Linked DNA regions of Homo sapiens: region 1 is linked to region 2. Evidence: chromatin contacts called from ENCODE POLR2A ChIA-PET data. All regions are on one chromosome and are shown on one strand. The core of a region is the stretch at or near the end of the contact, and the rest is flanking DNA. Distances in the headings are between cores, read along the strand shown. Region 1 overlaps PITX1-AS1 (PITX1 antisense RNA 1). Region 2 overlaps PITX1-AS1 (PITX1 antisense RNA 1).

Region 1 (4,555 bases), core at 418-2,917, 120 kb before region 2:
AGCTTGACATTCATATGTTGTTCAGGTTTGCTACACACAAAATTAATGCCATGCATTTCTTTTTTTTTTTTTTAAGAAAGAAATTAAATAAATGTCACAGTCTGGACCAGAATAAGCAACTGAAAATTCAAATTCAGGGATGTCCTACATTAATAACTATTCACCGAGGAAGCATTTCCTGTTTATACATTGAGCTAATGAGAATCCATCACTCCTGTCAAATACACTGAACACCAAATTCAAATGTCAAACCAAATGTAAGAGGTCACACATTTCCTTTGCTAACTAAAAGTGTAATTCATAAATATTATTGCTACCAAACTCTCCATCTACAACATTTGTTTAGAAATATGCACATGTAATATAAATTGTGATTAAGTTAAATGGGTATATTATTTCCTGTTTTAAGGGCTAACAGCAGCATGAATTATGCTTTACTGCAAAGAAGGGCTCAAGTCACAAGCGGGTCTGCTCGAGCCCAGCCCCACATTTTACACCCCCAGATTGTTTTTTGCACATTCATTCATAAATACTTTACATTACCCAGCCGCACTGATAACTTTCACTTCTGCTGCCTTATAAAATAGCTCTTACTGTTGAAAAGGTCAGCTAAATGGACGTAAACTTTGTATCTAGCTACACTTAAAAATAAAAGTGGAAAAACAAAGAAGATTTACAAAGCCAGGGTCTTCATTTACCTCCATAAGCACAGTACCAGGATTCAAATTAAACTGAAACTTCGCATCTGTGGCATGATTTAGTGAGATGAGACTTGTTAGCCTGGGAAGTGACAACACAGCATTTTAACTTCCAAAATTACCAGGGAGTACAGAAACAATTGGGAAGCGACCTTTCATTATTTTTGTCAGCAAATAAATTCAACTAATATCCTTAGTTCAAAAAACCTGTATACACATTAACATTTGTATTACTTTAGGAGGACAAAATGTATTCTAGCAAAGAAAACAAGGAAAGCAGAAAAAACAGAAATAGATTCTCACCTAACAACCTGATAGGGAAATGTCCTCATGGCATTCAAATAAAAGGGTGAAAAGAGAGACCAGAATCAAAGCTGACCCTTCCTGGTCATGCTCCGGCAGTTTAAGAAAGGCGTATAGTTTCATCCCCCCCGCCACCCCCAAAAATTATTACCAGTGACCAAAAATAAATAAATAAATAAAATTTTAAAAGCAAGCAAATAAACCCTACCCTCCCAGGCCTAGATTGAGAGGTTTTCTCCCTATAGGCAAGCAGGAGAGCTTTGCTCCAAATCCTAGCAGAGCCAAGCCAAATGAATCCCACGTCCACATCAGCGAGGCCTCTGGCCGGGTCTCCCTGGGCCAAGCCCACGCGGAGGAGAGCGGGTGGGTCAGGTGCTCCTCGGAGGAGCTCTGACTCATCACTGTGTTCCAAACCCTTTCAAAGGGGAGCCGACCTGATGCCATCGTGCCAGACAATTTTGCAATGAAACTAAGTCTTTGATGTCACAGACTGAGAGAGAGGGATAAGCTGGGCTCTTGAATAGATAACCGGGATGACTCCCAGCTTTTGAAGTCTAGTGAAGAGCATTTCATAAACTCCAGATTTAGAAGCAGATAATTAACAGATACCATTAAGGCTCGTATCCGTGGCTATGGCTGTGACCGCTGCCCCACAGCCAAGACGGACACCCTGCCCACGTGTCACGAGGCAGGCAGGGGCCCAATCCTTACCTGCCCTGACTTCCCTGAAAGCTTAGGCTGAATGGGCAGATTTTGGTTCAAGAACAGGTGCTTCTGGAGGATAGATTTCTTTAAAGCATGTAGCCTTCATTCAATATTTCGAATTAGGCTTCTAATAGTTTTATCCTAGCACTTGTCCATCATACTATGATAGTTACATCATCGGTTATATTAAGTGTAGCAACTTCAAATTTGTTAATTGTGATTTGAAGTCCAGTGAAAGAAATGACTTTTATCTCACATTTTTTATTAAAGTATAATTTATATAAAGTCCAGTGCTCAGGTCTTAAGTGTTCTGATCAAACAGTTTTGATGAATACACATAAAGCCACAGGACATTTCTCACACTTCCCAGGCAATCTCCTATCCCCAGAATCAACCACTGGTTTTATTTCTGTCATCGTAGGTTAGTTTTTCCTAGTTTGGATTTTCTTATAAATGGATCCCATCGTATGCACATTTTCATATGCAGCTTATGTCACTCATCATATGTCTGAGATTCATCCATGATGGTATTAGTTGTTCATTCTGTTACACTGCTTGGTATCCTGTTGCATGACTAAACCACAGTGTCTTTATCCATTCCTCACTCATGGACAACTGGGCCGTTTGCCAGTTTTCGATTTTTACGAATGAAACTGCTATGAACATTCTTATACAAGGATTTTTGTGGAAATATATTTTCATTTCTCTCATGTAAATACCTAGGAATAGAAATGCTGGCTATAGGTAAGTGTATTTTTAACTTTTAAAGGAAGTATTAGTTTTCCAAACTGGTTATACCATTTGACACTCTCACCAACAATGCATAAGAGTTCCAGTTCCTCCACATCCTCTCCCACTTTTAGTGTCATCAGTTTTTTTCACTTTAACCAACTTCTAGTTGATATCTAGTGGTCACTAACTATAATTTTAATTTGCATTTCCCTGATATCTAGTAGTTGGTGTTTAAAACTTTTTCCTGTGTGTATTGGCCACTTGTATATCTTCTTTAATGATATTTCTATCCAAGTTGTTTTGCAATTTTTAATTACATTGTTTGTCTTTTTATTGTTGAGTTGCAAGAATTTCTCTATGTATTCCGAATGGAAGTCTTTTGTCAGAGATGTGTTGGCAAATCTGTGGCTTGCCTATTCATTTGTTTTAACAGTGTCTTTGATAAGCAGAAAGATTTTATTTTATTGAAACCCAGTTAATCAAGTTTTGCTTTTATGGCCTGTACTTTCCATGATTTCTTTAAGAAGTCTTTGCTACCTCAAGGTTACAAAAATACTCTGTTTTTTTCTAGTAATTTTATCACTTTAGTGTTTGCATTTAGATCAATGACCCATATTGAACTGATTTTTCTATATTATTAGAGGTAAGAACAAAGTTTTTTTTCAAATTAATATCTAGTTGTTTCTGTACCATTTGTTGAAAAGATTTTCCTTCACTACTGAATTTCTTTGGCACCCTTGTCAAAAATCACTTTCCCATATATCTTGGGTCTATGCATGGACTCTATTTTGTTCCATTTGTCTTTTAACCCATCCTTTCATCCATACCACACTGTGTTGATTAGTGTAGTTATATAGTCAGTCTTGTGGTGAAGTAGGGTAAATATTCCAAATTTGCTCTACTTTTTCAATATTGCTTTGGCTATCCTAGGTCCTTTGCCTTTTCATATAAATTTTAAAATTATTTTGTCCAAGATAAAAGCTTGCTGGGATTTTATTTAGGATTGGTCAGTTTGGGAGAAGTGACATCTTAATGTTGAGTCTTCTAATTCATAAACATGTTATATCTCTTAATTTATTTAGGTCTTTAATTTCTCTCATCAACATTATATAGTTTCCAGTCTTTCATATCTTTCATTAAATTTATCCTTAAGTAGCTGAATTTTTATGCTACAATTACTATTTTGACATTTTCATTGTTAATTAATTGTTCATTGCTAACATATGGAATTATAATTTAATTATATCCTGCAACACTGCAAAAATAAATTATTAGTTCTACTTTTTTTTTAATCCCTTAGGAAACTCAAAGCAATCTACAGATTCAATGCAATCTCTATCAAAATACCAATGACATTCTTTACAGAAATAGAAAAAACAATCCTAAAACATATATGGAATCACAAAACTATCCTGAGCAAAAAGAATAAAAACTAGAGGAATCACGTTGCCTGACTTCAAATTATTCCACAGAGCTATTGTAACTAAAACAGCATGGTACTGGCATAAAACCAGACAAATAAACCAATGGAACTGAATAGAGAACCCAGAAACAAATCCACACACCCACAGAGAACTCATTTTTGACAAAGGTATCAAGAACATAAACAGGGAAGACAGTCTTTTCAATAAATGGTGCTGGGAAAATTGGATATCCATATGCAGAAAAATGAAACTAGACCCCTATCTTTTGCCATATACAAAAATAAAATCAAAATAGATTAAAGACTTAAATTTAAAACCTCAAACTATGGAACTACTACAAGAAAACATGGGGGAAGATCCTCAGGACACTGGTCAGAACAAAAATTTCTTGAGTAATACACCACAAGCACAGGTAACCAAAGTAAAAATGGACAAATGGGATCATATAAAGACAAAAATCTTCTGCACAGCAAAGGAAACAATCAACAAAGTGAGGAGACAACCCACAGAATTGGAGAAAATACTTGCAAACTACTCTCTGACAAGGAATTAATAGCCAGAATATATAGGCAGCTCAAACAACTCTATAGGAAAAATTCTAATAATCTGATTTTAAAATGGGCAAAAGATCTGAATAGACACTTCTCAAAAAAAGATATACACATGGCAAACAGTCATATGAAAAAGTGTTCA
Region 2 (4,390 bases), core at 422-2,921:
TCATGTGACAGAGGAGGAAACTGAGGCCAGAGAGAAGGAGGGGCCTGCCTGAATCATGTAACAGGAACCCAGGTGGCCTGACTCACCTTCTGGCACCCCTTCAGTGATCCTCCAAGTAGGCCCCTCCTTGTCCTATTCTAAGCTCTGGGCTTGGCCTATTTTCAAGGAAGAACCGCCCACAAGTCCCCAAAGTCCAGCTCTGTGTTTACTCTTCAGTGAAAATGGTGGCAAATGTATGCAAAACAGATGCTGTGACACATGGTTTGTTGTCAAGAGCAGAGGTCAGAGGGCAGGAGGACTTGTTTGTAGGGGACAGATTGAGGTCTGATAGCCAAGACATTCAGGGTGGGGAGTCTGCTGGGACCCACAAGCTTTAAGGGAAACATCTGACTTCCCAGAGGGGTACAGAGCTGTTCCTGGAGACCAAGGTGGAGCCAGGGATCAGCAGGTGGGGAGGGCACAGAGGACAGCCAGCATCCCCACGCCAAGTACTGTGTCATGTCTCTGCCCCATACCCCCACAGCAGGCAGCCCAGCTGGGCACAAGGAAGTACCCTACCCCCACCCTTGTTAGAGTCACTGATGCTGGAACCATTCCGCCTGAGCGTCTTCCCCAATGCTGAAGACACGTCATACCCAGGGCTGGACCCAGAGTGGATGCTGGCAGATGCCTGCTGAATGAATCTGCAAATCCACAAAGCCAGGCACTGCTTCATGTGGCAGCAAGCCGGCTCTGCCCATATTATAGGAGGCACCAGCTTCCTTCTCAAAACAAGGAAGTGGTTCCGTGGATATCGTGAATCCTCTTTCATCCTCTGAAAGGCATGAATCACAAGTTCTCAGACCCAGCAAAGTTGTGTAAAGGATTCCCACCAAAGCCCATGCACTTCTCTCTTTCTTGATCAGTTGTCCTCCAAGTGCGATCCCTGGAACACAGAGTCACCTGGGACTTGTTAGAAATGCAAATTTTCAGGACCCACCCGAGACCTAATGAAGCAGAAACTCCAAGGGTGGGTGGGGGCCAGTGATCTTCTTTAACAGGCCCTGCAGGTGGTTCTAAGGCATGCTAGTTTGAAAACCACTGCTCTGAATAAAATCAACCAAAATAATACCCCTTGTGCAAAGCAGGGTTCTTGCTCCAAACAAGTGAAAAATAGCTGATATCCCAGATCACTCATCATTAGCATCAAATCAAATTCCTCCAAAATCAGTTATTCAGCATCTGTTCTACATATATCTGTGTAAACCTACAGAAAAATGTGAGTGCATATAAGATACGACAAAGGGAGGGAAAATAAATGAGTTCACAACTTGTTACAGTTAGGCATGTATGTTTATGTTTGTGTATTTTTCCTACCTATTCACTGAGATCTCAAACTTCCTGAGCGTAGGACTCAGCTTTCCTTGGAACATCGGCCCAGTCCTAGGGACTTTGCAGAGAGGGTGGCTCAGTCCACTCTAGGGGACCCAGCAGAGTTCAAATCCAGCCCCTGACCCCAGGGGCTCACACCAAGTCTTGTCTGAAAACTCCTCCAGAGGATGTACGACTCTTCCCTCCTCAACATTTCTTGCTACACTCCTTTGCCCTCTTCCCACTCAATGAGTCATATCACATACCCTGTTATTGTGAAATCCCAGAGCATATTTCTCCTGTTCCACTTTCCATCCACAGCCTCTGATTGGGCCTGTGCACCTGGCTCCTCCCACCTCTCTTCCCTGACCGACCTCTCCCCATCAGCTTCAAGAAGCTCGTCATTCAGGGTGCTTCACTGTCCTAGGGTCCCGCATTGTATGTCCTTGTTCCCATTTCACACTCTAATCCATTACAAGCCCATGGGAAGTTGAGGAAGAGTTGGCCCCCTGCCTGTGTTTTCCAAGTGGGTCCCCCCAGGAGCATGCCACAGGCAATCCCAGCTGGAGACCTGCGCCTGCACCATGGACCCCTCTGAAAGCCTCATGAAAGCATTCCAGGATGTAATAAACCCGTCAGGCCCTGGCTAATTTATATCGAAGCAGATGATTTCCCATTTTTTAGAATGTAAATGTTTAGATTGCAGCATTCCCCTGCCTCGGCATCTGAGGTCCTGGCACGTAAGTGATGAAATCGGCCACTTTTCCAGATGGATCCTTAGATGGAAGAGCCACCATGCCAGCATCCACCCACGGGAAGGATCCAGCTCTCAACAGGCACATGTACAAACCCCACACCAAAGTCAGTATACCAGCATTTGCTTAATGTCAAGAAGTCTCATCTGGCTTTCGCAGAGGATGGGAGGAGAAATAGAGCTTTCAAAGGCAGGGCTTCAGAGCAGAGACAGCAACTGAGATTAGCTAGGTATTCCAAGATCTCTTTCCTTTTATGCTTCTTTGCAAAAAGTTCCTCATTTACTCTGGCCTCAGATACATGTTATTAGATCTCTGTGTTGTATAAACAGGCAAGAGGAGTAGATTAGTGGAAATAAATATAACACAACCCAAGAAAACAGTTCAGCTTGGCCAGTCGAGCCCTGCACATCCCACTGTTCACTCTGTCCTGGGCTGTGTGCATTGACCCATGAGACCCTGCCACCAAACACCATGGGTGGCCCATCCATGAGGCAGCCTCCACCAAGGGAGCTCCTAGCCCAGGGAACCACAGATGTCTTCTTGGGTTCCAGGCACAGGAAAACCAGTTTCCCAAGACCAAGGGAACTCAGAAATGGCCCCTGTAATGAACCACTAGCATCCAAGGGCTCCAACTACTTCAACCAAAATACACCCATTGTCCTGGCACCATTTTCTATAGACAAGTGCCAATTCATGCACAATGTGAGCCCTACAAGCCACTCAGCCTTTTAGTTTCTTCACTGGCCAAATGAAGCTATCCTCTCCATCTCCTGACAATGATGGGAGAAGTCCAGATATGCTGCAAGGAAAGCTTGAGGGTCCTAAAAGGAACTCTAGGCTCAGATGGCTGCTTCACCCATCAAGAAGGCAACAGAATGCGGTACTTGGGCTTGGAAGTGAGTCACACTGCTGAGTTACAGTACACTGCCTCTAGGCTATATGTCTTTGGGCAAGTCACCTCACCTCTCTGAGCCTGACTTTCTTTATCAATAAGATAGAGATAATATAGTATCCATCTCTTAGGTTGTTATCAATAATTAACATGTATTGAGTATTTACTATCCTAATCCAGGTCAGATCATCTGAGAGCAGACTTCCTGCCTGGCCAAATGATCCACTCTCTTGAGCTCTGGATGGTGCCAGATGGTGCCAGGCAGCATTTGAGCAATATTTTCCAACATGAGACCTGCAGTGCATGGCTGAGCTGGGAGGAGGGCAGACACGAACCAGACCTGCTCCTTCATTTAAGCAACAGGCTCTGATTCACCTAGAGGGCCAGGATTCAGCCCGCGGCTCTCAGCTCCAGGCCTGTGCCACCCTTATCAGGAGTAGTAATGCTAGAAGGTTGGTAAAACAATCACTATGATCTGCACAACCAAGGTACCCCACCTGTCCTCAGGACCTATGGAAAAAACAGGAATCAAGGCAAGTTTGGGCTGCCCATTTACAGACACAGCACCTGAGCTTCTCTGAATCACCTGAGGGCAAGATTTTCAGGCAAATGCTCAAAAGCCCCTCAAGTTCCATCTCAGCTTTTCCCCAGGTCTGAAGCTCACTGGCAGCCTCAAGGAACTGAAAGGCTCACATCCACCTCTGCAGGATGACAAATCCAATGTCCCCTCCAGCCCTGAGGCTGGCGAGGACACCAGAGCAGCCATCTCCTGACTCAAGTCTCTGCAAACCAAGCCTTGTCCAGCTTCCCACTCAGGCTCATTCCCTCCTAATTCTGAGTCAAGGGGGAAATGCTGTGAGAATTAGCAAGGACCCCTTCTGGAGCCCCAGCCCCTCATTTGCAAACAGTTAGGGGCTTTCTCCCTTCCTTCCAGTATGACTGCCCCAAACATCTCCCGGCCACGGAAAATCCCTGCCTACTCCACCACTGGGCAGCCTGGCTAGAGATTTTATTCCATTAATTTTCATCCTGATAATTAGAAGCAGCTCTCCTCCCTGCTTCTGTAGGGTTTAATGAGCTACATAACGTCACATTTCCCACTGAGGCTGCTTAAACCTGCATTTCACTCCAGGGACGCTGCCACCCCATCCTGCCCTATCCCAAGCTACCCCAGGCCCTGACGGCAGCCAGTTCTTCTTCCTCTCTGGGGTCAAGCCTCCTCAGAGCAGGGCCCGGAGCTCCAGCCTCCACAGGGGCCTCTGACAAACCCCTTGGTAGAAAGCAGAATTGAATCATCTTTGGACCCATGTCCACATTATGGGTAATAAAGGCCTTTGTGTGCCTATAAAGCAAAATTCCTGCAAAGCCTTTCCATCTCAACATGCCACGTGCA

What was found. ChIA-PET counts read pairs that join two places held with the same protein, here RNA polymerase II (POLR2A).
Region 1: POLR2A ChIA-PET joins it to region 2 with 16 read pairs in AG04450. The contact joins two enhancer-like sites. POLR2A ChIA-PET finds 5 or more read pairs at or near these places in 2 of 52 experiments (AG04450 and BJ).

What each region holds. Positions count from the first base shown.
Region 1 is chr5:135,260,328-135,264,882 of GRCh38, reverse strand. All of the region lies in intron 3 of PITX1-AS1 (PITX1 antisense RNA 1), which reads right to left. Among named protein-coding and RNA genes, the nearest start is that of LINC02900, 14 kb to the right of the region's middle. Within about 2 kb of position 1,667, at least 5 of the 41 ENCODE cell types and tissues checked have a DNase peak (open chromatin) inside an H3K27ac peak, as active enhancers do.
Region 2 is chr5:135,137,277-135,141,666 of GRCh38, reverse strand. All of the region lies in intron 2 of PITX1-AS1 (PITX1 antisense RNA 1), which reads right to left. Among named protein-coding and RNA genes, the nearest start is that of EPIST, 99 kb to the right of the region's middle. Within about 2 kb of position 1,671, at least 10 of the 41 ENCODE cell types and tissues checked have a DNase peak (open chromatin) inside an H3K27ac peak, as active enhancers do.